2 separate regions of the Homo sapiens genome follow, and region 2 is linked to region 1. A link is an interaction called in ENCODE POLR2A ChIA-PET data of the cell type or tissue named here. Cell type or tissue: MCF 10A. All regions are shown on one strand. Each heading gives the region's core, and the rest is flanking DNA. Links, peaks and the distances in the headings are about the cores only. Region 1 overlaps PLD1 (phospholipase D1). Region 2 has its middle 12 kb from the start of TMEM212.

The links. ChIA-PET counts read pairs that join two places held together with the same protein. Peaks named below come from ENCODE experiments on the same cell type or tissue, not always from the same donor. Only the 100,000 strongest peaks of a DNase experiment are listed, where the experiment ranks them.
Region 2: POLR2A ChIA-PET joins it to region 1 with 35 read pairs; 10 of 35 experiments call an interaction of 5 or more read pairs at or near these places.

Annotation. Positions count from the first base shown.
Region 1 is chr3:171,763,826-171,779,467 of GRCh38, forward strand. All of the region lies in intron 1 of PLD1 (phospholipase D1), which reads right to left. Among named protein-coding and RNA genes, the nearest start is that of PLD1, 39 kb to the right of the region's middle. In MCF 10A, for the core only: a CTCF peak has its summit at 8,836 (motif pointing left); DNase peaks (open chromatin) are centred at 7,566 and 8,826.
Region 2 is chr3:171,823,808-171,839,449 of GRCh38, forward strand. No RefSeq gene overlaps it. Among named protein-coding and RNA genes, the nearest start is that of TMEM212, 12 kb to the right of the region's middle. In MCF 10A, for the core only: CTCF peaks have their summits at 6,320 (motif pointing left) and 10,600; a DNase peak (open chromatin) is centred at 6,304.

The DNA.
Region 1 (15,642 bases), core at 3,631-11,630:
CTTTCTTTTTTTTTTTTTTTTTTTTTTGAGATAGAGTCTTGCTCTGTCTCCATGCCGATGAAGTTGATAGGTCTTCCTAGGAAGCAGTAATCAGCCTACCACCTCTTTCTCAGACATCATTAGGTAAATGCTGAATGGCATTAGCGTTTAGTTTTTACCAACCTAGGAGAAATGGAAATATAATTTCATACATCATTACTAAAATGGGTGATCAAAGCTCACTGTAGCGTTGAACTCCTGGCCTCAAGCAATCCTCCCACCTCAGCCTCCCAAATACCTGGGACCATAGTCACATGCCACCACGTCCAGCTAATTTTATTTATGTTTTTAGTAGAGATGGAGTTTCTCTATGTTGCCCAGAGTGATCTGAAACTCCTGGGCTCAAGTGATCCTCTTGCCTAGACTCCCAAAGGGCTGAGGTTACAGGCATGAGCCACTGCGCCTGGTCTACAGTTTATTTTTGATGACACATAAGAATCACTAATATTCATTTAACACTTATAATGTATGGGGCATTATGATAAGCTTTTTATATACATTATTTCATTTAATTCTTACAAGAACCCTCTAAGGTAAGTACAATTATTATCCCCATTTTATAAGGCAACGAAGTTGAGTCTTAGAGAAGTCATGTAATTTGCTCAAGGTCACAACTAATAAGCAATGATCTAACCCAGTAATTTTGCAACATGGCCTACAACACACTCACATTAATGAGTATGTACTTTTCTTTAACTTTGAAAAGTTAAAGAGTTAGACACTCCAGAGGCCAAAAACAAGTCATTTAATCCAATAAAACAGTTGGCAGCACTGACAGAGTTCATTTGGTCTTAATCTCACACTCAGGACACTGTTGGGAAGATGGGGCCTGCAGAGTAACCAGGTCATGTTTGTCTACACGGTCTTTGAAAATCAAATCAAAATTTTCAGGATTCTCACATATTGCATGATTCCATTCATATGAGATGTTCAAAATGGGCAAATCAAGAAAGAAAGAAAGAGAAAGAAAGAAAGAAAGAAAGAAAGAAAGAAAGAAAGAAAGAAAGAAAGAAAGAAAGAAAGAAAGAAAGGAAGGAAGGAAGGAAGGAAAGAAAGAAAGGAAAGAAAGGAAAGAAAGAAAGAAAGAAAGAAAGAAAGAAAGAAAGAAAGAAAGAAAGAAAGAAAGAAAGAAAGAAAGAAAGAGAAAAAGAAAAAGAAAAAGAAAGAAAGCTGCCTAGAGCTAGGGGAGGAAAAGAGAGAGGTAGGGAGGATGGGTACAAAGTCTCCTTTTGGAGTGATGAAAATGTTTAAAAAATGGACTATAGTTATGGTCACACAACTCTGTAGATATTCAAAAAACCAATGAATTGTATACTTTAAAGGGCTTAACTTGATGATCTGTAAATTATACAATATCAATAAAGCTGTTAAAAAACGATTTCCAGAGCTCAGTATCAAGTGTTCTCTAGTCACTCCATGAGGCTGCCGTCTTCCAGAACAAACATAGTAACCAGATGTGTGTAAAGTAAGCTTGTACCCAAGAACAAAATGTTCCAACAACAATGATGAGAGTAATGAGCATGCTGGTGAAGTTGGTAGGTCTTCCTAGGAAGCAGTTATCAGCCTACCGCCTCTTTTTCAAACATCATTAGGTAAGTTCTGAATGGTGTTAGCTTTGAGTTTTTACCAACCTAGGAGAAATGGAAATAAAATTTCATTCATCATTACTAAAGTGTGTGAAAACGAGCAGAATATTATAAAGAGCAGCAGAGGGGGAATCAAAGGACCCCAAAAGCTTCCATTCGAATCTACTACGACCTTGTAGACTTGAGGACTCAATCATTTTGGGCTTCAGTGACTTGATCTGTAAAATGAGGAAGGGGAAGTATGAAGTCAGCTACTCTAAGGTTTTCTTCTGTCTTCAGCATTCCAGTCAAATCGTCCCTTCTAAGGATTGTCTTGGTATGCTGACTTGTCCCTTTCATCACATCATCAACTGCGTTTAGACCAAAGAATTGTTATCCAGACATCTGGACATATTGAAAATCTCTCAAAGAATCTTTCCTGGACTGATGTTTCAGGTATTTACATGAACTTCCTCCGTATCCTTTATTAAATACACTATCTACCTTATAGTTTAATTAGCTATAAAAACCTAACTGAAATTTTAAGCTTGACACAGAAAAGTCAAAAAGGTGTTTCCTAACATGATGTATAAGGGCAGCAATATAATTGTTCTCCAAAGTAAAATGATTCTGTCCTTTATAAAAATTCATTTTACCTCAACTCTAACCTGTCACTTCTAATCAATTTTAATTTTTATTATAAAAATGATAAATTCTCATCTAAGAAAACCTTAAATATATACAAATTTGAGGAAATTAAAATCAGTTTTAGAGCCAATACCTTAAATAGATTAAGAGTAATGTTAGTCTACTATTTCTACTATTATATGTTGGTATAGTCTCACTTTTTTCTCCATGAATAGTTTTTCCCTTTTTTAAAATGAATATAAAGTAATCATGTTTAAAATACCAATATGTAGAAAAGTATAAGAAGAAAATATAAATCATCAGAAATCCCACCTTCAAAATAACCCCTAAATCCCTATTAACTTAAGGTGATCATCCGTTCTATTGTCTCTGTAAGCATAACACACACATAGAGAGGTATATTTTAAACACATTCAGATGTGTGATGGAGAGATAGTTTAATATCCATTATTTTTACTTAAATATCTATCATCACCATTTCCTCCTATTACAATTTTCCATAAATAAAATTGTGATGGTCCGTCATGCAATTTTCTTCTGCTACTTTATGTTTTTATTATTTGCAACTTTTCATGGTAATAAATAATGCTTCAATTAACATTTTTATACTTAAAGCGTCTACACTCCTACCTAGAAAATTTAAATCTATTGACTTTTTCCTTTTGTGATTTCCTCTATTGATTTTGGGAAGAGAAAGTGCTTACCCATTCAAAGATCAGAATTTTTATTTTTTCGTTTCTTTTCTTTCTTTTAAGTTAGCTCCTTAATCTGTCTGGGTTATCTTGTTCTATATTGTTAAAGGTTCTAAACTTATTTGTAACACGTTTAAATTTTAGCCAAATTGGGTAGAAGTTATTTGCCCAATATTTTTCAAATGCACATTTATGTCTTTTAAAAAAATATATGTCTCATAATCTTGGTTATCCACTAAACTTAAGGAAACCTTCAAGACTGCCAAATAACCAGAGCTTTGATTACTAGCAGGAAGTCATACTGGGCAGAAATAAAGAGGACACTCCTACTGGCCAAATTAAAACTAAACAATCAGAAAAGTCCAAGTTCCTAGCTTTAGTGGCTTTATTATTTTAGCCTTAAAAAGTCTCTAAAATCCCAAAAGTAGCTTAAGTGTTTAAAAGACAGTATTCAATGCAGTGGGCTATTCTCCATACGGCCTGGCCACTACTGGTCTCATTTACGGGCCATGGGCAACCTCTATATCCTGCCATTGGTCACCAGGTTCTTGCCACTGGTCACGAGCAGAGTAGGTGAGAAAGTGGAGCACAAGCTTACCAACCCAAGTAGAGAAAGGACACCAATGGCTTGCCTTGCTGGTTGACAGTAAGTCAACAGAGCATCTTCTAAATGAAGAGCAGCACAGATGTCAGTATCTACATGGTTGTTTCTCAATAATAAGTACTGGGTTATATTGGACATAATACAATCCAAAATGTATTAGGTTGTATTTTTTTCTTATATTTTTCTAATATTGGATTCTATTTTCAGTTCTTCCCCCTCCACAGCACCTTCTGATGCACAACACTGTCATAGCTGCCTACTAGTTGCTCTGACTTAGGTCAATCTAACTTTCTTGAATAGTTTCCTCAACTGTAAAATGGAGATAATAAAGAAAATCAACAACTTAAGGTTGTTGTGAGGATTAAGGAAAAGGCTTAGAACAGGCCGGGCATGTTTACAAGGCTCATGCCTATAATCCCAGCATTTTGTTTACATGGCTCATGCCTGTAATCCCAGCATTTTGGGAAGCCAAGGTGGGAGGCTGACTTAAGACCAAGAGTTTGAGGTTGCAGTGAGCAGTGATCGTGCCACTGCACTCCAGCCTGGGCAACAGAGTGAGACTCTGCCTCAAAAAAAAAGAGAGGGGGGCTGGGGCTTAGAACAGTGACTGCACTTAGGAAATGACTTTTATGTGTTCATTATTATTATTATTATTATTATTATTACCACTATTCTACCACTTCTGCTATGACTATTACTACTAACTGGGGTAGTACTACTACCCCAGAAATGCTGGGTCAAACTTAAATTGGGTTCTTCAGAATGAAACAGGCAACTGGGGAGCTCTGTGGTCAGATCAGCTCCAGGAGTATACTCTATCCTCAACTTTTGCAATCCCTCTGGGAAGTTAAGTATTTACTGACATTACTAAAATAGTGAATTTCCAGGGTGGATGGCATCACAATCTCCCACATTTTCTGGTACGTAACCATAAGACCTATGTGCACACAAGCACCTGGTTCTTGAGGGGGGCAAGAACCAGGAGGTTAGGCATGGAAAAGGCAGATGTGGCACAGTTCATTTTAGTCAATACATGAAGCTGACAAGGCTATAAACTGCAGATGAAAAGCCTGCACCTCCCAAACCGTACGCTGCAAAGATCAAGACTATGTGTGATCACACAGGAACAAGGAGTGATCTGGGCTGTGAAGAACGGAACTGGTCCATCAGGTGAAAATCTACCAAGGTTCGACGGTCAGAAAATTCATCTCTAATACCACTACTACTCCTAGTTCTTCAATTCTTTCCTCAGAGTCCTGATCTTCTACTGCCATGCAACTTCCTCAACGTTTGGGGCGTAGCCAATTCAAGTTAAAAAAGTTTGCCTAAGAATTTCTCTCCAGCTTTGAAACTCAGATTCATTTTATAAGAAAATTGGCATCACGCCCTTCTGGGTCACAGCGAGGTCCATAAACCATCTGAGATGTGTGAGACATCTAAGTCACTTTGACTATCAACAAGAAAGCATGTTGGATAAAAATTAATTAGCACAAAACTCAACTTAAAATTAGATGGTATGTTATGAGACAAATGCTCATCTCTTATTAGCCAAAAGACCCAGATATAACAAAATTAAGCCAGTCCAGCAGAATGAGAGCAAGAATGCAATGTGTGTTCCAAACCTAGAATCAGGAATAATCTAAGGTTTGCTTAGACACTTTACCCCAAATTTACAGATTTTGAACTCTCTACTGTACAGTCCTTTTTTTTCTCCCACGTTTGGAGGAAACATTTTAACGTGTATATTCTCTGGGAAAACCCTAAAATCTGGTTTTTAGGGAGTTTCCCTCTTATCTAATCCTTTGCCACATTATTTTTGTTTCGAATCTGTGGTCTTTGCTTTGTTACCATCTCTAGATGAAAAGCTATGAAGCACTTGGGAACACAGAAACTGAGATCCACAAGATACAAATGAGTTTCATGTAAGCTTTTAAAGACCTTTATCTGTACCCATCAAGCACAAACAAGTAATCAACGACTAAAATGTCTTAATATTTCTCTCTAAAATCATCAGGCAGCTACAATCAGGTGGACAAGTCGTTCCTTAAAATTTAATATCATTTAATAATTAATAATTGCACAATAGCATATATGCGTAGTAATAGCATATATATGGCATGTATATAAAACATAGCAAAGTCATAGCAATCTTTGCACTTTTGGGAAAGCTAAAATGATGTAATAAACTTACTGTTAAAGAAAATATCTACAGAGGCAGGGGCAATAACACAGCTGTACAATTGTGCCTTAGGGGGTATAAAATACAGTCCACTTTGTAATCCCGAAATGGCATGCAGCCATAACATTGTAACTTCAACTTAGCACTGATGGGGAAAGGGATCCTTAAAGTTTAGCATATCACCTCAGAGATCTTTTTTAAGTACCTATTTCTGTCTCCCTTCCCCCTCAATTTTTTTTAAGCAGAGAAGAACATGAAAGAACAGACCCTTTCTAATACACTGTATTTCGCAGTGGGGAAAAAAGGAGAATAAAATGGCAATAACAGAAGCATATTAGCATATTTAAAACACTAGTACATTACCCTGAACTAAAGCATCCTTAAAGTAACATGAAAGCAAGAGAAACTATATTTCATAAAGTGTTGCAAACTTTAAAACACCAAATTGAACTACTCCTATAGAACAATTTCATGCCAGATTGCTTTGGTGGCAAATTAATAAAGGCAGAATTGCTCTTTAGATCTTTAAATTAACGAGATTAAGGAAGACAATGTCTTTCTCTGTGCTTAATTATATTGACTTAATTTCTTAATTACTATTAACTATACTTTTATGTTTTACAAGTCACACTCCATTTTTACAGCTGTTCTTTAATCCTCGGGTAATCTCGTATTCTGAAGAATCACTTGAGAATAAAAACAGCAAAACTGAAGACAAAATTCAATTGGGCTTAATCCACCTGTACATTCTGCCTGAATCAATTCTTATGCCAGTATTTTGAGGCATTCCAGAAAAGTGCCAGACTTTTCAAAGAGAAAAATTAAAATGATATTCTGGTTCACTGAAACTCCAAGGAGTAGGCCTGAAGAAAAACCGTGCATCAGACAAGCACGCACCAGTGGGGTGAGGGAGGACAACCCCAACTGGGGCCCAACACTCCACTACTTAACGTTTCAAAAAATAAAATCAACTGTGTATAAAATCATATTTATACCTAGAAGGTCTAGTGCGACGACACAAAGAAAGCAATTATAAGAAAGGAACTAGGCTAGGCAAGGTGGCTCACGCCTGTAATCCCAGCACTTTGGGAGGACAAGGCAGGCAAATCGCTTGAGCCCTGGGGTTGGAGACCAGCCTGGGCAACATGGCAAAACCTGGTCTCTATAAAAAAGTATAAAAAAAAAAATTAGCTGGGTGCGGTGGCATGCACCTGTAATCCCAGCTATTCAGGAGGTTGAGGTGGGAGGATCGCTTGAGCCCAAGAGGTTGAGACTACAGTGAGCCATGATCATTCAACTGCACTCCAGCCTTGGTGACAGAGCAAAACCCTATCTCAAAAAAAAAAAAAAAAAAAAAAAGGGGGCGGGGGCAGGGCTGATATTTACTAACAAGACCTCTGGACTGCAAATCCAACACAGATACTAATATGTCATTTCCACTTGGCTTCCAGTTGTATTTAATATGGTCAAAAAATGCATATATTATAAGGAGAAACATAACCCCCTAAACCTCTGCAGGATAAACGAACTCACATTATTTTCTAAAAGAACGCAGCAACCCAGTCTGTCCTATCATCACACCGTGAGCTCAGAAAGAAAATCTGACACACGCAGCAGAAAGTGCAAAATGTTATTTACTAACCTGGTGCCCCTGTGAAAGCAGTTGCTCCATATCACCTTAAAGAAAGAATCCTTACTATGAAACCAATCTCCAAGGCAGCTGATAGCCAAGAGGTGGCAAAATCGACTACCCTGAGAATCCAAATAAACGGGCAAAGCCTTCCTGTTCCCAAGCCCAGTTTTGGCTGACTCCCTCAAGGCAACTTAAGTCATAGCCAAGCCCACAAAGCACTTTAGCCTATAAGCTTTAGTAATGAACTTGAAACCACTCCCCATATGTTAAAGAGACACCGGACTGCTGTGAGAAATAAAACCCACATACAGAATGAGCTACAGCTTCAGGCTGCACTTTTGTACTTGCTGCCCAAGAAAACCATAACACAAACTTAAACAAAGAGAACTCTCACTCCCTTCTCTCCCCTCAGACACTGCAATAAAGTGAATGATTAATTTTAAGCAAGGGGATACAGTCTGCCCTCCATTAGGGCCATGAAATGACTTTTATATTGTTCAAGTTGTGTGGCAGTTATGGAACAGATAGCACTGTAATTTCACATTGCATAAGAGGGACATATGAAGTTATCATTTCTGAGAATCAAATGTAGATAGTATTACTATTTTCAGATAACATTGAATAAGCTTAAAAACCTCATCAAATCCAACGATTAACATAAGTTCAATAGGAAATTTTGTCAAAGAACCTTCTAACTTCTGATTCTGACTTAGTGTCTATAAATCTTAAAAACATTCTTATAATTCAGTTTCACCACCTACATTTAGAATGGATGTATAAGCTAAGACACGTCTTTTAACATGGATCTTTAAGCTGCCTTTTAAAATGGAACTTAATACCACTCACTAAGATTTCAAAATAAGAAATTTATGTTTCATTCTAGAAAAATGTAGTCAATCAATTCCTTAAAGCAGTTAGATCTTAAAACAGAGTCAGTAATGTTCTAGCATATTGTTAGAACATCAGCTTTTTAACACAATGTGTTCACAGTATACTTATTTTCCCCTAGTTTTCAACTCCAAGAACAGTTTTAATTCTAATGGCTTGTTGCCATGATTTGTATTTTGTTTAAATGAGACTTATTTCAACACAATAACCAAGGTTTTTGAACTTTAATTATTGTTTCTCCTAAACCATAAGATTGGACCAAATATGCAGGCAAAGCTTGATTCACCTGTTGCCAAACTGATTTACATGAATTACTGGTAAAATTCAAGTTACTCAAAACCTGTGAAATATAAGCCATTAGCTCAACAAATTCACCCATGAAAATCCTGGAGACTATTTTAGATCTAATACACACCTTGCCCACCCCTCTACCCACTCCCAGGTCAGGGCTCAAGAGGATCTCATGGGGTCACCATAGAATGAGGGGGCAAGATAATTTCTTTTCTCAGGGAAAAAAGAAAACGAGCCTCAAGACCTGTGGCTGATGACTTTAAAAGGAGCTAGTACCCCACCTGCTGGCAAAACCAAGCGAAAGCTGGATGAGCTGAACAAACCTCAGGGGAAATGTTATTACTTTGATGTTGGAAGAAAAACAGAGAAGGAGCAGCTATGCGAGCACATTAATGTCACATTCAGTATGTCGTTAAATATTATTAAATTTTTCCCCACAATAGTGATATATTTCTAGAGGATATAAAAATGCTCATGCAAAAAAAGTAGATTCAAAACCATCTATTTTACATGGATCTGGTTTGCAAACATATATGATGATTTGCATGCCCAAGGAAATCCTCTGATAAATAATATTGATCTCTCCTCTGCAGAAAGAGCTTCAAAAAATACTCCTGGGAGACCAACACAATCTTTGAAATGGAAGAAATATGAATAAATCCCCAACTCAGCTAGATAAACTACTGGTGGGGCTGTGTCTCCATCAGTCTGTATGTCTGTATTCCCAGAATTTCTCTTATCTTTCAGCAAAAATTTATTTCCTTTTGCCACATATAAATTAATTCTTCTAAAATGAATATCTGATATTAACCTTAATGAAGATGAAGAAAAGTTAAGTGGTGGGCACCAAATTACACTACATTCTTTAATAAAACCCCGCAATAATAAGAGTATAGCAGGATATGACTTTTAAATGAGCCCAAGCTGTACTACTAAAACTAAAATGAGGCCAGGTGCAGTGGCTCATGCCTGTAAGCCCAGCACGTTGGGAGGCCGAGGCGGGTGGATCACGAGTCAGGAGCTCCAGATCAGCCTGACCAACATGGTGAAACCCCATCTAAACCCCGTCTCTACTAAAAATACAAAAATTAGCCGGGCGTGGAGTAGTGCACCTATAATCCCAGCTACTCAGGAGGCTGAGGCAGGAGAATCGCTTGAACCCGGGAGGCGGAGGTTGCAGTGAGCCGACTTCGTGCCATTGCACTCCAGCCTGGGCAACAGAGCGAGACTCCGTCTCAAAAAACAAAACAAAACAAACAAACTAACTAAAATGAATAAGGATAGCTATTATATAAGCTCTTCCGATGAGCCAAGCTTGGTTCTAAAGTGCTTTATAAGTACCAACTCATTTAAACATTACCACTCTATTATTATACCAGTTTGTTTGTTTGTTTGTTTGTTTGAGACGGAGTCTCGCTCTGTCACCCAGGCGGGACTGCAGTGGCGCTGTCTCGGCTCACTGCAACCTCCGCCTCCTGGGTTCACGCCATTCTTCTGCCTCAGCCTCCCGAGTAGCTGGGACTACAGGCGCCCGCCACCGCACCCAGCTAATTTTTTGTACTTTTAGTAGAGACGGGGTTTCACCGTGTTAGCCAGGATGGTCTCGATCTCCTGACCTCATGATCCGCCCGCCTCGGCCTCCCAAAGTGCTGGGATTACAGGCGTGAGCCACCGCGCCCGGCTATTATACCAGTTTTACAGATGATAAAACTGAGGCGTCCAAAGGCTAGTAAGTACACTGCCAAGATCACACAGTTAGAGACAGAGCTGGGATTAGAACCCAGGTCGGTGCTCCTAGCCATGTACTTTAAAAACTCTTTCTTCCTGAGTGCGTACCACTTAAACCCTGCCAGGCCCTGGTCAAATGCAAGGGCGGGGGAGACAGTGGATAAGGCCTGCACTGTGAACAGTCCTCATAAAGGCTTTCCAGAGAAGTGGCCACAGAACTGAGACCTGGAGGTGACATGGAAGGGAAAGGGTCCCCAGGGAGAGGGCACTCACTCAGTCTGCCAAGGCAAAGGGTAAACGGGGTGGGGGACATTGGAGGGACTGCCTGCAGGGACCTTAGTAAGGCTGAGGGACCAGCAGAAGAAAATGCTGTGAGGAAGGCAGAGTCCTCTTATGTCACATCATGGAGCAAAGAGGCATCACCAACGGATGCTAAACCGGAAAGTGTCCAGATATGCATGTTGAAAAGGTAAGTAGGAGGAATGAGGCCTTTTTGGGTGAGTAGGAATTTAGACATTCCAGGTAAAGGCAAGCACAGGCCAGTGCTGTAAGACATACAAGTTTATACTTTCATAAACTGTATCAAGGAGGCTTGTGCCGTAAACCCCGCAGCAGCATGCGCACTGGCTCCCTTGTCAAGCCAGCTCGGGGCTGGAGCCACGTGGTGGTTACTAATGCCATTCACAGAGTTAGGGACAAGGAGGAAGGGCAGGGTGGTGGGAGGAGGGTGGGGAGATGCTCAAGCCAAGGAGTTCACTGAGGGAGGCTGGGTTTGAGGTCCTCTGAGCTGTTCAGGGAGGATATCCAGCAGGCCCCAGGAGATGCAGGCCAGGTGCTACAGTCCTTTGCCTAGACAGCAGAGGTGCACATTTAGGAGTCACTGACACTGAAGGAGCAGCTGCAGCTGGGGGACAGTGGGACACAGAGTTTGTCCCTGGAAAATGTACAGCATGAGAAGAAAGAGTGAAATTTAAGGCAAGGCTAAGGGTGTCAGACAGAATTCAGGCTGTTGATAAAAAATTTTATTTTTATTTTTACTAACTTCTAACTAAAATTATCATTTCCTTCTGTAACTTGTCATCAAAGATATTTTCTTTGACGTCAAAGATATTTTCTTAGACATCAAGGATTTTTCATATCACATTAGTTATTGCAATATCTCAAAGTATCATTTCCACTCATCACTATTTCAAAATTACAGTAGTTATTAGACCTGCCACTAGATACTGGTAAGTAATGCATTTTAATAAAGGACATGTATTACAATATGACATATTTACTTCTTTGCATATTGATAACTTTATGTCAGTATAATTGGTTTCCTTTGTAATCCTATGCATTTTAATTTTATGTGTTTAATTTTACAGAATAAATATTCTGTAGAGTGGTTCATTAGCTTAATTAGAATGTCAAAGAGGTCCCCATGGCACAAGTAAAAGTAAAGAACATCTGATTTAAAGAGGGAAAGAGCCCAGCGCAGTGGCTCACGTCTGTGATCCCAGCACTTTGGGAGGCTGAGAGGGGCGGATCACCTGAGGTCAGGGGTTCAAGACCAGCCTGGCCGACATGGTGAAACCCCGTCTCTACTAAAAATACAAAAATTAGCCGGGCGTGGTGGCACACATCTGTAATCCCAGCTATTCAGGAGGCTGAGGCAGGACAATTGCTTGAACCCAGGAGGCAGAGGTTGCAGTGAGCAGAGACTATGCCACTGCACTCCAGCCTGGATGACAGAGGGACACTCTGTCTCAAAATAAGTAAACAAAAAAAATTAATTAATTAATTAAAATAAAAGGGGAAAGAAAAAGCCACAGGAAAACACTTAAAAATAGCTCTGCGAAAAGGGGGACCCTAGTATGAGATGGAGACAGCTTTCAAAGCTAGGATGCAAACGCAGGACTTCTGACTTTGTGTTCTTTCTACCACGTGACTCCACACCCTAAAATAATAAAAACAGTAACCCCTTCATTTGCGTAAACAAAGGGCTTTCACATGTATTAGCCTGTTAGTTCATCACATCTATTCAGAGTAGGAAAAGGCAGGAACCCAAACGTGCCTTGAAGCTGCCATCTAAGAAGACACTCCTTCCTGGGCCTCAGCACTGCGCCAGTGCTGCAGCGGACGGTGGTACCTGTCACCCCACTCTATGGAGCTGTAGTCATGGGCACAGAAGAGTAAGATGAAGAGCCCCTCCCTCATACCACACTAGCTAGAACCTGATCGCAAGAGGTGGGCACAGTGGGTGCCCACCCAAATGATGAGTTGCACTTCTCTCCAGGCTTCTATTTACAGGTAAGGCTAAGAATTTGTTTCCTTGCTCAAAGCTCTTTTATTTAGTTCTGATTGGTGATCCAGAGTGAATTACAAGATTTGCAATATTTCAGCTCTTTAATTTGCCATTGGCTCTAACCAAGACAGAAGACTTTACTTAAGCAATTGGTTTGAAATTAGATGGACAAGCTGAAACAATGGGCTCTCTGTTCTTTCCTCTCTGTGCCCACCAACTGGCATTCATTATTTAATCTGTGACGTGTGTTGCCAGGGCTGCGGTAATGACAACGGCACCTATTGTCTTCACATCCCTTCCCTATTCTGTAACATCTGTCATGGCTCCTGTCTATATTTCATTTTATTTTGTTTTATTTTGCTTCTTTTACTTTTACAAGGTTATTCTTAATTACTACAAATTGCTCTGAAATCTATTCTAACCCTGCAAAGTGTAGCATCATTTTGTAACTTGGCAATAACAATAAACTGAAGGCGCGTGTGATAGCACCCTTTTAAATTACTGTAATTTTACATAAAACTGTATAATTTCAAACAAATTTTATCTCAAGGTTAACTAGATAACCTCTCTTTTTAAATACCTGATCAGTTCACAGACGACTTTGGCCCCTTCTCATATAATACATGACTTCCTTTTACACAATAATGAGAATGTGGGTTTATATGACTAATCTGACACAATACAGTAACTTCTGCTTAAAAAAAAAAGCTGAACATTTCTTAATATGCAGTTACAATGTAAATTACTATGTTCATGGATGGATCTTTAATTTCCAAGTTTCTCTATTATTTTCTTTCTTTTTTAAATAAGGAGCCAGAGTGAAAATTGTCACTTGCCTTGTAATCAGTCACCTAAAAACTAGAGTGAAAATTGTTGTGTGTGAAAAGAGTTCAAAATTGGTTTCTATGTCCCAGGAACCGGAGAGCTGGTCTTCCTACTGCTGTCTGTCTCAGGACACAGCACACCCATCCGCTGTAGGAAAGGCAGAGGTTTCGCTTAGAGCTGCTTGCGTGTAAGGGAAGAGGGAACTCAACCTGGCAGGAACAAGCCCTTGATGATTTACCTTCTTTCCTAATTGCCCAGAGGCATTTCCTTCCTTGCTTACCCAATCTAAGGAAGGGTTTCCTACTGCCCTAGCAGTTCCTTTAACCTGAAGCCATTTTCTCTAGTTCCTACCCTGTTTTTTGTGTTGCTCTCAATCTGCTTTCTCACAAGACCTCACTTTCCAGCCAAATTGGTTTATTCTGTTTTTCAAATTACCTAGTTCTTCCTTCCTTTTGAGTTTGTGCCACTGTCCCAACTGTGGCAATGCCCTTCCCCCTCCTCGACAGTAAAGGAGTCAAATCCTCCCCAGCATTTCAAGGGGCGGCCCAAACCCATGTCCTCTACAAAGCATTTTCAGGTCACCCTGCTTTAAAAAAAAACAAAATTGCTCAACAACTACAGCAATCATCATCAGCAGCCGCAAATCCATTAGGCAACAAATTATGCCTTGCGACTTTCTATTTTATCTGGATGGGTTATTTAAATAGTGATGGCATTTAACTTTTCATGCATTTATAACTACTTCCTCCAACTTAGTAATCAGTAACTACATATTACAAGTTATACCTCTGAAATCAACCATTGTAAAAAGCATATAGCAAAAATTCTACCTTACATTGCATTCATATATGTATTTGTTGCTTACAAGATATTTAAATTATTTATGTTACTTAATGATAATTACAAAATAATAGCCAACACTATTGCCATAATATCTTACTAGACTCAATATCTTATTTGACATTCACATCTGCCATATGAATTAGATACAATTATTTTCCTCATTTTTCAGGTGATGAAAATGGGGCCAGAAAGCTTAAATTTCCCAAGGTCAGGCATTCAACACGTACTTAGTGAGCACCTACTATGCGACAGGCATTGTTTTCAGCATTAGTGATGAAAGCAGAAAACTTCTATCTTCAGGGAGTTTATATTCTATTAGGGAAGACAGACTATCAAAAATTAAAACAAATATATATAAAGCCAGATAATACTAAGTGTTGTTAAGAAAACTAAAGCAGAGTAAGGGACTGGAGAGAGATGGCATCTGGAGAGAGATGGCATAAGTGGCGAGGTAGCACACTCCTTAGATAAGATGGTCAGAAGAGGCCTCTCTGGGGAGATGACACTTGAGCAGAGACCTGAACGAAGTGAGGTGACAGGCTCTGTAATCATCTGGGAAAAGGGCCCAGGCAGAAGAAACGGAAACTGCAAAGGCCCAGAGGCCAATACAAACTTGGCGTGTTCAAGAACAACAAAAAGGCCAGTGTAGTCAGTGCTGTGAAAGAAAGGGCAACAGTAGAGGGTGTAGTGAGAGAAGAAACTAGGGAGTCCAGTTATGTATGGCTTTGTAAACCATTGCATAGTTTCATTTACGTTTTTCCTTAAATATAATGAAAAGGCCCTGAAAGGTTTTAATCAAGAAAGTGAAACACTGTGCCATTTGAAAAGATTACACAAGTTGGGTAGGTAAAGAAAAGACTAAAAGGGGCTGGGCATGGTGCTGTAATCCCAGCACTTTGGGAGGCCGAGGTGGGTGGATCACTTGAGGTCAGGAGTTCAAGACCAGCCTGGCCAACATGGTGAAACCCCCTTCTCTACTTAAAATACAAAACTTAGCTGGGTATGGTGGCGGGCGCCTGTAATCCCAGCTACTCAGGAGGCTGAGGCAGGAGAATCGCTTGAACCCAGGAGGCAGAAGTTGCAGTGAGCCGAGATCGTGCTGAGATCGTGCCACTGCACTCCAGCCTGGGGGACAGGGCAAGACTCTGTCTCAATGAAAAATAAAAATAAAAAAAGAATAGACTGAGAGAAGGCAGACTACTTAGGAGAATATTGCAGTAGTCCAGGTGGGAGATGAAGAGAAGTAGTCAGATCTAGGATCTACTGTGAAGATAGGGCCAAGAAGATTATCTGATGTGGGTCGTGATGCAGAGTGTAAAAAAAAGAGAGGTGTCAAGGAAGACTCTAAGACTCATATGAGTAACAGGGAGAAAAGTCTAATTATTCAGCTGAGGAACATTGTAGGTGATGGGGTCTGGGG
Region 2 (15,642 bases), core at 3,021-11,020, 59 kb after region 1:
GGAGGTGAAAGGTCTTTGTTCTTCATCCATCAGAGGAACCTCCCATCCCACCTTCTTCACACTCTGGGTCCTGCCTTGGCACATAAATTACACTTGGTATCGTACATCTGGGTCCCATTCCAGCCAACTTATTCTTAACATTTTTAGAGAATGCCCTTCGCTGTCCTCATGGGCACTTTACCAAGGTGACTTTCTTTTATATATTGTGCGAATATCTGTAACTTACCCATAAAATAATGTTTCCATAAATTTAACAAATACGTATTGTGCTGCTTTTTTTTCCTTTATAACTTTTGCATGTAAGCAAGCCAAACTCATAAACAGAAAGGTCGCAACATTTTTAAACTGAAGATGAAATCATCTTAAAGTGTTGTTGGCAAAAAGAGGGGTAAGCTTTGATGCGCTGAAGATTGAGGAACTGTGCTATCTCACGATGGCATGCTTCCAGCAGACTGCAGTGAATGGCACAGCATTGCAGGAGCACAAGCCACATGGTATTGTTCTGCAACAGGTTCAGGATGAGAAGCTTGTTTAGAGGACAAAGGAACACAGGCTCCAGAGGCGTATTGGTCGGGGTTCTCCAGGGGGACAGAACTAATACGATATATGTATGTATGACAGGGTATTTATTAGGGAGAATTGGCTCACATGATAACAAGGCAAAGTCACACAACTGGCTGTCTGCAAGCTAGGGAAGAAAGAAGCCAGTAGTAACTCAGTCCAAGTTCGAAAGCCTCAAACCAGGGAAGCCAACAGTGCAGCCTTCAGTCTGTGGCTGAAGGCCCGAGAGCCCCCAGCAAGTCACCGGTGCAAGTCCCCAGAGTCCAAAGGCTGAAGAACCTGGAGTTTGATATCCAAGGGCAGGAGGAGCAGAAGGAAGCATCCAGCATGGGAAAAAGAAGGAAGCCAGAAGACCCAGCAAGCAAGGTCATCCCACCTTTTTCCACCTGCTCTGTTCTAGCCTCTCTGGCAGCCGATTGGATGGTGCCCACCCACATTGAGGGTGGATCTTCCTCTCCTAGTCCACCGGCTGAAATGACAATCTCCTCTGGCAACACCCTCACAGACACACCCAGAAACAATACTTCACCAGCAACCTAGGCATCTTTCAATTCACTCAAGTTGACACCTAATATTAACTACCGCGAGAGGTAAAGCTCCCGCCTAAGTTAGCAAGGGGAGCTGATGAGTAAGAGGGGACAAAATACACAGCACATGCGAGGATGAGTAATTGGTGCATCCGCACTGGGGAGTAGGCTGAGAATAACTGGGAAGTTGGGCACGGTGGGAGTTAATTGGCAGGAATTGTTAATAGCTCTGAGGTGCTGTGCAGAGTTATTTCCATGCAGGGGCAAACTGTGGCTTCTGGTGGTATCAAAGGCCTGTGGGTGCTAGCAGGTTGTAGTGCTCTTTGCCGAGAGTGTTCCTCAACTTCCTTGCTTTTGTTTGCTCATTGTTTGTTTTTAATCCAAGTTCAGGAGAAAGGGGAGGAAGGAACTGGGCAGGAAAGGCAAATATGAAGGTGGAAAGGATTTAGGCAGAGATGCTGAGCTCATTTACATGATAAAGATCTAGGAGAGTGAGGAAAGGAGAGGAAGAAAAATGTACATAGGAATAGGATAGAGGGAAAGTGTTAAAGTGTGGGGCCAAGAGGATCCAGAGTGGTGTCAGGAGAGGGCTTGAGCCCCTTGTTGCTTGGAGTATGAATTGGATCCCACTTTACGGTCATCATGTTATGTAAATTTCAAAACTTATCTTTTCAAATGACGCTTGTGGTCAGTGCACTGTGACTGACTATGATTGTGTAAACTGAGCCGCATAGAGCCCCAGGATTTCTTGGATTTCACAATGTTGTTGGAAAAGTTACTACAGTGGGAATTCCAGATGAAGTCCGGGGAAGGCATGTGTTGTGTGTTGTTGTTTCTTTCAGTGTCATATGGGAATTAGTAAGGCTCTTCAGTGACTTCAGGAAATCTGACCTCTAAAGAGATTATTTTTCAACTTGTTGAAGAAAAGGCTTGCTTGTAATTTGTAGACACATAAAAGAAAACAAACAGAAAAATGAGATGCACAAGCAGCCAGTTTGCAAAAGAAAAAATAAAATGACAAATTAATAAATAAATAAGTAAGTGCCCCACAGGGAGTTTAGAAACATAACAATAAAGCACAATAAAATAACATTTTTTAATGTATTAAATCTAAACACTTTTTTTTCTCTTAATGATAAGACCTTTGTTAGTGAGCACAGAGTGAGGGAAAGCAGGCAGGTGTGTTCGTTGTTGGGAAGAGTTAAACATTTTTCAGGATAATTTGGCAAATACATATCAATACATTCAAACTTTTTTTCTTATCCTTTAGCCTAGAAATTCCAATTGTAGGATTTTTATCCTAAGGTAAAAATTATGGATTTATTTTAAAAATTAAGAATATTAATTCTAATGTGATCTGTAATCACAAAAAATAGAAATGACATAAAAATCTTATAATCATGTTTACCTAAATTATTGTACAACTAAATAGTAAAATACTATAAAGTTATTAAAATAATGTTTTTGAATGATAGTTACTAATGTGAAAAAAGTAACCAAAATTTAAACTTAGATTCTAAAATCAAGATGCAAAACCTGATTGGCCTGGGCCTGAGAATTGCTGTGTAAGACTAAGCAAAGTCTTCCCTTTCAATCATCTTTATGGCCACGGAGTTAGATTGACATAAAAAGCCTTCCGAGGAAAAACATTTCCGCCACATCCACATCTGGGTTCAGGTACGACAGATATGTCCAGCAGACTCATAGGGGACAAGATATATAGGACAGGAGTGGGCTTGCAGAGAAGGACTCTGGGGCCCTTGGGTGATTATATGTCACAGAGTAAATAGGAGACTGGTGAGTTGAGCTGAACTTAGCAACAGTTTCAGGCACAGCAGGGAAAGGATTTCAAATGTTTCATTCCAAGTACTTCAGAGGATTGAGGACAGTAAACACATACCCCGAAGTGGTATTAGAGGTAGACATGTGTTATTTAAGAATGCGGGGCAGGCCGGTAGCAGTGGCTCACGCCTGTAATCCCAGCACTTTGGGAGGCCGAGGCGGGCAGATCACGAGGTCAGGAGATTGAGACCATCCTGGCTAATGTGGTGAAACCTCACCTCTATTAAAAGTACAAAAAATTAGCCGGGCGTGGTGGCAGGTGCCTGTGGTCCCAGCTACTCGGGAGGCTGAGGCAAGAGAATGGTGTGAACCAGGGAGGGAGCTTGCAGTGAGCCGAGGTCGCATCACTGCACTCCAGCCTGGGGCCACAGAGCGAGACTCCATCTCAAAAAAAAAAAAAAAAAAAAAAAAAAGAGAATGCAGGGCAATCAAATTGCTTTCAAGTGGGTATTTCATCTCCATTTTAAATTCACATTTTGCATTTTAATCCGCAGTACTTCCTTAATTATTTTAATATAAAGCTAAAGTTCCTTCTCTTATCCTTACATTAAATGGATGCTCAAAAGATGCTCTGTGGGTGTCCTGGGGCATTGAGTCCCTCTGGCACATCACTGAGCACTGCCAGGATCACAGGCATCTGATTTAAGAAACACATTCTGGTGGATCTGGAAAAGTGTGTGTGTCTGAGGAGTTGTGCGTGCCTGAGGAGTTAAAGCTGTATGGGTATCAAAAGAGCAATCTAACTAGATGCTGGCTGAGCAGGCATTGAGCTGCCAGGCACCAAGTGGGCTGGAGGCATCAAGACAAAGCATTGAGAGAGGTTGATCTTTGTGGGTGCAGCCTTGGCTGGGTGGGTAAGAAGGCATTCAGTAGGTCTCTAGCTTCTGCGGGTGGTGGCAGCACCTCCCTTTGGCAGAGATAAGGCAGCTACTTTGGTAGACCCTCAGATTGACAGAAACTTAGAGACTCCCCAAAATACATACGTTGGAGGGGAGATGGCAGTGATTTTACTTGGGTCTTAAATTCATTTAATGCAGGTAAGGCTTTGTACTAAAGTTGAGTTATCTCTTCCATGATATTATTTGGGGCTATTGAAGAAAGGGCTGTATAAAGTAGGGCAAAGCCTTGGCCACAGAAGGTTATAACGCAAGACAATTTACTGGCCAGTATTGGCTGGTGGCTTCCACTGGACATCAGCAAGACTACCTGGGCAACCGCGTGGCTCCCTGGTGCAGATGACAGGTGGTAGTTGCACTGGCTGAGGCTGTGTTCTCTTTATCTTGATCTGCTCCTGGCCGTGATAACTCTAAGTCTATACCTCAGACTTCCTTGACTTCCTCTGACCTGGTTTCAAGAATAGTCACTCTTACAAATATGTATGCAAACATTTCTGTTTTAGACTTACAGTTTTTGACCTTAAAGTTCCGAGTCTTCTCACCATTTTTTCTGGTTTTGTTGTATTCATATTTTCTCAATGTTTAAGCTGGGGGAAGGGCAGGCGCGGAGTGAACAGCGGAGGGGATTTCATAAGATGTGTGTAAGGCACGACGGTAGGGATGGAGTAGGGAGGAGTGAACATAAAAAACAAGCTGAAAAGAAATGAACCAAAATGCCTACAGTCATAGGAGGTGAGATTCTGTGTGGCTTTTCTTCTTTATGCATTTGTTTTCAAAACATTTCTACAAATAGACACTTATTACTTTTATAAACAGAAAACTATTCATGAATGTTATTATTTTTCTAAGATGAGGAAGAATCACAATGAGCCAGCGAGAATTCTCTAGGAATGAGTTATCATAAACAAACCTAATATGATATTTGGATAGACCTACTGAGCTGGTAAATCAGAATAGTTACACATGGGATTTCTTATTATTTTATTATGTGAAAGCTAAATTGGTTGAATAAGCATATCCAAAAAGTGCTTATTATAATGTGCGAATATTAACGTGGAGCTATGTCTCCAGTAAATTGCCACAGGACTCTGTGCACCTTCATATAATAACGTAGATGGAAATTTTAAAGTTGTGCTTATTAAATTTGCAGATGAAAACTAAGGGAAAATATCAAAATCAAGATTCACAATGATTTAACATGAATTGGAGAGTGGGTTAAAATTACCAAGAATTTAAGCAATAATAGTGTAAAGTTTGACAAATCAACTTCACATAGATGGGATTGGGGAGATGGCTGGTTTAACGAGACTTCATGCAATAAAAGACCTGAGAGCTTCAGCTCACTGCAAGCTCAGTGGTATCTAAGAGCATGACAGCAACGCTGCTGTGATGATAGGCAGTATTAATAAGACTGTCATACCCGGAACAGAGAAGTGATATCTCCCCATTCTCTGACTAGATGACAAGCTTTATCGCTTGTGTGTATGTGCCCTTATTGGCCCAACCACATTGGGTTTGTAGGATGGGGAGGCAGGAGGAGGGTGCTGCCTCATCCCAGAGAATTTTGGACACATTCCCCAGTGCCACAGGGGCAATGCTACGGCTGATGGTGATTTTGGAGTTCATACATAACTCTGGACCCAGTACTTAGATCTGCTAATGAGTAGATAGCTTATGCAATTTCCCTACCTTGTAATTTCCTCCTCTGTGAGAGTATTTGTGAAAAAATATTGCATAAGGACTTTAAAAAAATGGTTAGAGCTAAGTTTTGTTCTGAAGTCTAGGCCAAAATTGGATTTGAGATTGATGGATAGAAGAGGTTTTCTACTTTCATTTGCTAAAACCATGAACTTGGATTTGATCCTGGAAGGAGAAAATGTTTTTTGCAATGATATCTATCAGGAGCTTGCTGGTTGGACTGATTGCTATTGATTGACTGCTTACCAAATGTTTTTAAGATGACCTCTAGATATGCTCTCTGGTTTAGTCATCTCATTATAAAATTTGCAGAGTATTAGCTATGAGTGATTATAATCAAATAGACAATAAATTTCTTACAGTCAGGAAACATATGCCTTTTAGGATTTTCATTTCTAGTCCCTCCCTTCCTCCCTCCCTCCCTTCCTCCCTTCCTTCCTTCCTTCCTTTCTTCCTTTCTTCTTTCTTTCTGCAGTGTCAAATAGTGCTAAGCACAATGTAGTAGATGACTGATTGATAGTGATAGTCCCAATCTTTACATAACTGAGGGCCCCCAGGTCAGGCTAAACTATTGCAAATTCAGACAAGACTAAGGAGGTTCTACAGTCAGCTGTATTTGCATGAAGCTGAGAGTCCACTGGGGAAGAAAAATCCTCCCACAGAAGGAAAGTCAAGGCCAGTAGCTGGGTCCAAAGATAATGGGATAGACCATACTGTGACCATCTGCCAAGGACAAGCAACAGCAGGAATCACTGCAGCAGCTGCAGAAGGCATGGGGCCCAGGGCCACCTGGAGGCAGCTGGAGGAAATGAGTGTGGGAGCCTGTGCTGCCCGAAGAGCAGGCTCCTGAGGGAGACATCTCCTGGAACATTCGAGCTGGGACAGAGTCCCGCGGTCCTGCAGCCAGGGTGAAGTAAAGGAAAATAGTGTGGCCTAGAGCACCAGGGTTCTCGTGTGTTTTAAACTATTTTGAAAAACAGTTAGAAGAGAAAACTGGTGTACATCCTTCAAAGGGCACACTCCCGTATCTTTCCTCATGAGGAAAAGCTGGTAAAAGTAATACCTCCTCTGTGCTTTCAGAGTGTCTACTGTTGACAAACACCATGTTTAGGTTAGAAAGAGTCTACTGATTTTTCATTCCAGAGTTACACTCATATGTTAAAAATAAAGGCTTTTATTCACTAAATTTGCACCAAAAATTATACAAATCTTTCTTCTAAGAAAACAGAGCATAAGGTTTTCCTAACTGAAATAATTATGTTTTTCAAAAACCAACTATAGAAATTATTCCTCACCACATGTTCTCACTCATATGTGGAAGCTAAAAAAAGTTGATCTCATAGAAGTAGAAAGTAGAACAGAGGATACTAGAGGCTGGGAAGGATGGGGGATGGGGGAGGGAATAGGGAGAGGCTTATTAAAGGATGCAGTATTATAGCTAGAGAGGAGGAATAAGTTCCAGTGTTCTATACCACTACAGAATAACTCTGGTTAACAATAATAGATTATATATTTTTAAATAGTTAGAAAGAAGATATTGAATGTTCCCAATATAAAGAAATGATGTTTGAGATGATGATTACGCAAATTAACCTGATATGATCACAATAGATTTTACATTTTGAAACACCACTATGTTTCCCATAAAAATGTACAATAATTATATGTCGATTTTTCAAAATGGCATTAAATCTATGTTGTAAATGCTTCTCAGATTTGATCAATGTGTATGTGCTCTTTGAAATGTCTTTAATTAAAAAAAAAAAAAAAGGGCCGGGCGCAGTGGCTCACACCTGTAATCCCAGCACTTTGGGAGGCCGAGGTGGGCAGATCACGAGGTCAGGAGATCAAGACCATCCTGGCCAACATGGTGAAAACCCCCTCTCTACTAAAAATACAAAAAAAAAAAAAATTTAGCCAGGCGTGTTGGCATATGCCTGTAGTCCCAGCTACTCAGGAGGCTGAGACAGGAGAATTACTCGAACCTGGGAGGCAGAGGTTGCAGTGAGCCAAGATCGCGCCACGGCACTCCAGGGCAACAGCGCGAGACTCTGTCTCAAAAAAAAAAAAAAAGAAAGAAAAAGAAAAAGAAAAGATTGTCTTCTCTAGCCCAGAATTAACAAGAAAAACTTAAAAAGTTTTTCTGAGAATTTTTATTATTATTAATACATAAAATGAACTCTTCACAGTGTTTGTGGCTTCATTGGTCATAAGCAAGCATTTATAGTACTTTAATAATGCTAGATTTTAATATGCTTTTTAGAAGCACCTTGTAATCATATGGTCTGCCCTCATTACTATATTTCTTGATTGGTGAATATTGCGTCTGTACGTCAGTGAGCAATCCTCAGTTTTCAGCTCAGGCGAGCTCCGACCCTGTTGTAGGTATTAAAAGCCTTTGAGTTATCATTGGCCTTAAAGTGCATATAGTTGAGTTTTATAATTTTTTTCTAGTTGTTGTTTTTTTCCTATATGGAGGAAAGAGGAACAAAGGTAAATTGTAGGTGGCCTGAAGTGGATGTCTTCTGAGGATCACAACTTGTATTAAACGGGCATAGCCTGACCTTTGTTACACACAACATGGTCCATTTCCATATTTACAAAATGTGTTTTTAGGAAACATAGTATAATAAAATATGAAATGAGGCAAAAGGGTAGGAATTTGGCTTTCATTTTGCTTTTGGTAGGGAGCTTTTGTCTCAATCTTGGAACAAACTGAAAAACAGGAGTAGTACTTTAACTACATATTTAACTACATATTTAAAAGCATATTTTAATGCTGGAAGTAATGATTAAGCAAGAGCAGGACCCAGATTGATTCGCCTCTTTGGAATTACGTGAATGAAATTTGCTTGGAGGATAAAAGGGGATGGAAAAGATTAGTGGATGACACTAGAAAGGTTTTTTTTTTTAATATAACTTCGGTTAATTGAGTATTAGGAAAAACAAAGGGCAAACATTTGATAATTTATGTATGCATGTCTGTGTGTGTGTGTAAATGGTAAGTCTATTTTCACAGCTCTTACTATTTCTTACCCCCTATACACGTGCCCATAGACTTGCCTGTAAATGATCTGTGTAGGTTTCACCAAAGATGGCAGAAATGTCTTCTTCAGTGTGCTTTCTACACTGTTTCTTACCTTCCTGCCTTTCTGTCATTTACTAAACATTTATTTCCAAACTGGGTTCTTTAAAAAATTACTTCCCTCCTCTACTTTATAGGAAACAGACAATTCACTTGTCATATAAGCACCTCTTACACCAAGTTTACAAGAACATGGATTAGAGTTTTGAGCACTTTTGAAAAGTTTACCATTTTTGATACAGAGCATAACAAAAGAAGGGCAAAAGCTGGGCATGGTGGCTCACGCCTGTAATCCCAGCACTTTGGGAGGCCAAGGTGGCCAGATCATCTGAGGCCAGGAGTTCAAGACCAGCCTGGCCAACATGGTGAAACCCCGTCTCTACTAAAAACACAAACATTAGTTGGGTGTGGTGGCACATGCCTGTAATCCCAGCTACTTGGGAGGCTGAGGCAGGAGAATCGGTTGAACCTAAGAGGTGGAAGGTTGCAGTGAGCCGAGATCACGTCACTGCACTCCAGCCTGGGAGATAGAGTGAGACTCTGTCTCAAAAAAAAAGAAGAGCAAAAATAATGGTGGATACTACTTTACATTATCATCGAGGCTCTGAGTGATGGGGAAAGGAGGACCTATATGGCGAAAGAATATACAGTTCACTCTGTTTTCAAATATCTTAAATATCTTAAGTGAATATGGTATAAAAACCACAAAGCATAGTTTTATCCTCAAAGGACATAAAGGAAATAAAATCTTCAGAAAAGAAGGGCTGTGTTTGTGCTGGGGAGAGAGTTGGGAAGAACACGTTGTGAAAAAAAAAAAAAAAAGGAATACTTCAGCCAAGTACTTCGTTCTTTTAGCCTGAGGCCAAAACTATAAAAATTAGAAGAAACCCTCGCTTTAGGACTAGAATGAAGTGTTTATATTATAGATCCTGGTAGCTAATTCTGCAGGAACATTACTCTAAGCTCCATAAGGTGATGAAGATGCTGCCACTCTGGTCTTCAGTCTTCCACTTTTCTTTCCAGTAAAAACTTAGGACTGTTATTAGCATCATTACTTGATCATTATTGTTACAAATAGTTACTAATAAATAACCAAAACTAAAAAACATATTTAGAAGCAATACACTAGACATTGTTTTGTTACATATATTCAGAAGATTTTAAACTCAGCACTAGATGATGCTAACAAAAGTGACTTGTAGAATTTGAACAATTGTGCTGAGCTTATGCCAAATTTATCCAAATTTAATGAACCAAGTAATGATATTGAGGACTCACATGTAATAGGGGAATTTTTTATCCTTTAAAACCTAAAGGTGAAATGAAAATTTGCCCTCTTCCTAAACTATGAGTTTCTTGGGGCATCACTTATTTATCCCAAAAATTTGGTATTACCACTCAAATTTTGAACAACTGAACTAATCTAAATCATGACTCATCTGTCACTAGATGGGGTTAAAGCATTTTCATCCTCTGTTACCATGGGGAGAGAAAGGTTCTGGATGACTATCCTTTCTCCCACTCAGCATGTGTGGGATTATTAAACCCCAAATAGAACACTGCTAAATGTTTTTTCATATTTTGTTTTTCTATAAACAAACTTTATCTGTGGCCTTGTAGCAGTTAGTCAGTTCCAGGAAACGCACAGCTAACAATGTCATTCCCCCTGTATTGCGCATAATATAAAAAGAGTTTAAGTAAATATTTGAATTAGGACAATTTGAAAAATTTAACTTTGGAGTTCCCTAGCATTTATTGACCACTTCTTTTCAGGATAGCTATTTCAGCTGATTAAACATGTCATACCTGTGCCATTTAAATGAAGCTAGTTCAATGTAACATACTATATAGTAGCAGAGTACGATTTTAGAAACTCAGCATTTGCAAAAGGGAACTCAAATTAGAAGGTTAAGCTCCTGTTGGGTATCAAAGAGAAGCTGGTCTATAAATAGCAGTATAGCAACACCTAGTGCTAAACACAGATATAGCAGAAAGATAATCAGTCACAACAGCCTTATTCAATATTAGGTTAATATTGCAATTGGATGACTTTTTTCTTGGTATTTTAACTGGAATTCTTTTGTGAAATGGCAGACTTGGACTGGCTGGTCTCAAAGGTCCTTGCTGGCTCTGCCTGTGATACTCCAGTTGGGTTATTACTCTGTGCCTTTCATTGTCATTGCCCTACATTCTTTTTAGTCTGTAAGATAAAGGGGTCTTGCAGAGGCCTAGCTTTTATCTTTTATGTCAATCTGCGCTGTGTGGATTGTGTGGAAGAAATGGAAGGGCTTACGTACTAGGAAAATGTGATGTGGAAGTCCCACAAACATCCGTTTCTCGTATCGTGCCACTTTAAGAAAAATAAAAACAAAAACAAAGGCAGGATATCTGGGTTGTTGAAAAGAGAAAATAAATTGTGAGCCTTTCGATACAAAACTGATACCCTCAATCTGCCTTCAGTAGGTGATGTTTAGAGTGTGTGACCTGGCTCCTTATGTCATACGGATGCACTTAGTCGTTCAATTTTCCTGTTTTAGAAAAGACCACATTATCGTCATATGAAACTACAATAGAAACATGAGTTTGCATAGCCAAATTTTTCCAAGTTAAAATGTTAATATCAGTATCTTACTTTTCTACACAATTAGGGGAAAGTATTACCTATGCAAAGAGGTCTGCTGAAAGAGAGAAAAGATTTTAATATGTAGAGATATTAATACATAAAACCACAGGCCAAGCAAAAGATCTATTAAATTAGATAGGTCATCATGAACAGCAACTACTTTAAAAGTCAGCAGTGGATTTAAAAGGTGTTTGTCAGAGCTTTTTCCCAGAGGCAGAAGTTCTTGCCGGACTTCAGGCAGTTAGTCTGCGATGTTGCATCTTCCTCTATTTAACGCAGAGTCATGTGTCAATGTGTCGTGTGCTGACATAGCAAGCCCAAAATAATCTCAGCCATGGGTCACTTCAGTGCAGCTCTCCCATGTATCTACATACAACGCATGTAAATTCACAATGCAGTTTCCAGGTGAGCTAACCTGGAAGATCTTCTTTGTATTTCAGTGTGGATTTTCATAAAGAAGAGGGCTGGAGCAGTTTAAGACCAAAATATTAAATATCGCTTGTTTCTGAGGGAAGGCCTGAGAAGCTAGCTTTCACAGCAAACTGGTCTGTATAAACTAGCAATTGTAGCCTTCGTGCAGTGGCTCATGCCTGTAGCCCCAGCACTTTAGGATGCTGACATAGTAGGATCACTGGAAGCCAGGAGTTCAAGACCAGCCTGGGCACATAGCAAGATCCCATCTATACAAAAAATAAAACTCAAAAAAATTAAAACTAAGTAAACTAACAACTGTGATGATAAGCAGTGGTTTCATTCATTCACTCTCATCCATTCATTCATTCATTAGTTCATTGACTCAACAATACTTTCTGTGCATCTACTATAGACCACAGGCATTGTTTTTGGCTCTGGGATACAGTGGTGAATAAAACAAAGTCCTTGCCTTCATGAAGCTGTTATTCTAATTGGGAAGACACACAGTAAAGACATAAGCCAAGAGCTATGAAGAATAAAGTCAGGTGGTAACGAGGCCATGAAGATCCATAAAGCCAGATAAAGGGATGGAGAGGGGGAGATTGGTAAGGGAAAATCTTTGAGCAGAGATGTGGATGAAGTTGAGACAGTGAACCAAATTGTTTGTACCAACCTTAGCTCACTTTGCTTTTCTACATGTGTTGAAATATACAGAAAATTGAGGCTCATGATATTTTTAACATTGCTTAGAAAACACAGAGCCAGGCACAGTGGCTCACGCCTGTAATCTCAGCACTTTGGGAGGCTGAGGCAGGCGGATCATGAGGTCAGGAGTTTGAGACCAGCCTGACCAACATGGTGAAACCCCATCTCTACTAAAAATACAAAAATTAGTCAGGTGTGGTGTTGCGCACCTGTAATCCCAACTACTCGGGAGGATGAGGCGGCAGGATCACCTGAACCTGGGAGGTGGAGGTTGCAGTGAGCCGAGATCACGCCACTGCACTCCAGCCTGGGTGACAAAGCAAGACTCCATCTCAAAAAAAAAAAAAAAAAAAGAAAAAGGAAAAGAAAGAAAAGAAAAGACAGAGAAAGAACTTTGTTTCATGATCAATCAGAAACTGGTTTACAGAGATATCCTCTGTCTAGTGTTGGCCAGTAGATGGGGATTTGCCTTTTAGGTCTCTGCTACACCAGATCCTTGTTGAATTCTCATTTCTCCATTCCATGTGTACCATAAACTCCATACCTACAAGTGTTACCAGTTTTTCCCCCAGTTTTTCATCCCTTTCCAAGAAGATGGGAAACAAGAGTGATACGACTTTATGTTCCATTGTCCCTTGGCCATCTTGGCATCTGCTGTGTTTGTTGGCCAGTTTTAATTATTTTATGACACAGACAACAGGAGCTGGGCTATGGTCACCAATTTGTTACTCACAGCCTGCTAATTACTTAGCTGGTAGATGCTGGCTCCCAGTTATTGCCTTTTTGTGTTCTGCTGGGGCCAAAGTGAGGCCTCCTTAGAGGAATACTGTCTGAAATCTCTTGAGCAAGAATTCAGCTGGCCAAATCACAGTGTGTGCAGTGCTTATTATGTGCCCACAGCTTGTACCAGATAGAGGGGAACACAAGTTGGCATGTCGACTCTAACAGATAAAGTCTCTTTGGGACAGGCAATCTGGTCACATAGGTATTTTTGCTCCTTTGGGATTTATTTTAAGTCACGGAATGGTAGAGACAGAAGGAGTCTTGGAAATTATCCAGTCCAACCTCCACATTTTGCTGAGAAGGACCGAGATTACGGGAGGCTTAAATTTACTCCAGGTCATACAGCCCTAGTTTCTTTCTATTGCAGCAGGTTGTTCCTTGTCCTATTCGGGAACCTTGCATATGACAACCATTCCAGTCCATCTCCACATCAATGGCAACAGCCCACTCATACAGCACTGGAAAACAGAAAACTATGCACAGAAACACTCTAGATAGATATTCTGGGACTTTTATATCAATGCACAGAAACAAACCTTTGCCTTTGCTTTTAGCTCTCTCCTCTGGTCTAATTTTTTTTAAAAGAGAAAGTAAAGAATCTCTTTATTCCATTCTTTTTTCTGTATAACTAGGAGCAGAATCAGCAGTTCTGATCAAGCCTCCTTGGTGTAAGTAAACACAGCATCATCCCATTCTTCTTATGTCCTCAGTTTGAGTACAGCCTTATAGGTTTTTGTATACTTCGTGGTAAATTTCACAGATGCATGTATATTTTTTAAAAAGACATAGTACACCAAATACTGATCTAGTGGAGAAAAGTAAAAATTACAAAATTTAGAATCAAGCATTTATAGGTTCAAAAGCAGGATTTGACACTTAATAATTGTGTCACCTTCATTTAACATTTCAGAACCTCAGTTTCACCATCTGTACAATGGGACTAATAATAGTAACTGTTGAGGGCTTTAGCAATGCACCTTCATCATTCCTCTCTCCCTTTTGCCTCTTACATGGGTATAACTGGGTCAAAAACTGTGCTTAGTTTCTCATGGATCAATTTGGTTCTTTTCTTTTTCAAAAATGCCAAGAGAAGAAACTAAGGGAATATACATTCCTTGTTTAAGAAGACTTAAAAGTTCATCCCTAAAAGCAATTTTTAAAACAAGCATCATCTAAGAATGTTTTAGAATACTCAGTTTCTCTTTTCTCATTCTACTTCTTTGCCCTTTTCCTCTATTTATTTCCCTGTTGTCCTCCCTACAAACAGCTTTTGTAAAATGTACATGAATGGCCCAAGGCTTCCATCGTTCCTCTGTCCCTGAATCAACTCTGTCCAGACCCGAGCTTTGGATCTGTGAGTGACGCAAGAAGCTGTTTTTGGCTTCAGGAATGTTTTCCTCTACATTCTGACTCCTCTCTTGTTGTTCTTCTTTCCTCTCCATCTTTTCTCCACCTCTCTTCCCCAGACACCCCCACTGTTTCTCTCTTCCTGTTTTCTTAGTTTCTTTTCCTCTCCTTGGTGGCCAAAGCACCAATCAATCACAGCTGTGGTCACAATTACAGTTCTGTCCGTGACTCCTCTATCTCCATGATAAAACAAGACAGGAGTAGCCTCTCCAAAAGGCAGACAATATCCACAGTAGCCTGTGGGAGGCTGCCTGGCGTGGACAAGTCAGCCAATAAGAGGTTTTCCTTGCAGCTGCAAGGCTTGGGAGAGTGAAACGACAGCTAGCTGTGCAAGTTTGCTGGTGACACAATGAAGTGTTTTGCTTCAAAAACCATGGGAAAATTCTGATACATTCCAGATAATTTCAAAACATATTTGCGGGTCAGATATACCAAAGGCAAATAAAAATCTGAGTTAGGTAAGCACAGGCTGATGTACAAATCTATTTAGATCCAAACATCTTGCAGATTGGATGACATTAAATTTGACAATTCCCAGTTAGGGATGATAAAAATTGAACTTTGTTCTCTTTAAACCCCAAGCCATTACAAGAAGAGCGGGTTCACTCGAAGTTGAAGTTGAATAGCTAGTAAAAAGCAAAGGGAAGTGTGCATTATGGATGAACATTGGAAAGATTTTAAATCCAGTTAAGAAACTGGACTATTTGGAAAGACACAAAAGTATATTTAAAAATACCTATATTGTGTTTGCACGGGAGGCGCACCTTCACAGTCTAACCTAATACACCTGTCCCATCATTCCGATTCTAGGAAGACAGATTCTGCTTGGTGCTGCACAGGGGAAAAGCAGCTTTTGCCTTGCATTTCCTGCACATCCCAGATTCATCAATATCATGAGGGTTATTGAGCCAGCATGGCCATATGCCTGAGCAAAACTCACGCCTTTTATTTCATGCAGTTAATACAGCTAAATCTTGTTTTTTCTTGTCTCAGCTTTTACCTTGACATTTCCAAACCTACAAAAAATGTCTCACACCTGTAATCCCAGCACTTTAGGGGGCTGAGGCTGGAGGATCACTTGAGGCCACGAGTTCAAGGCTA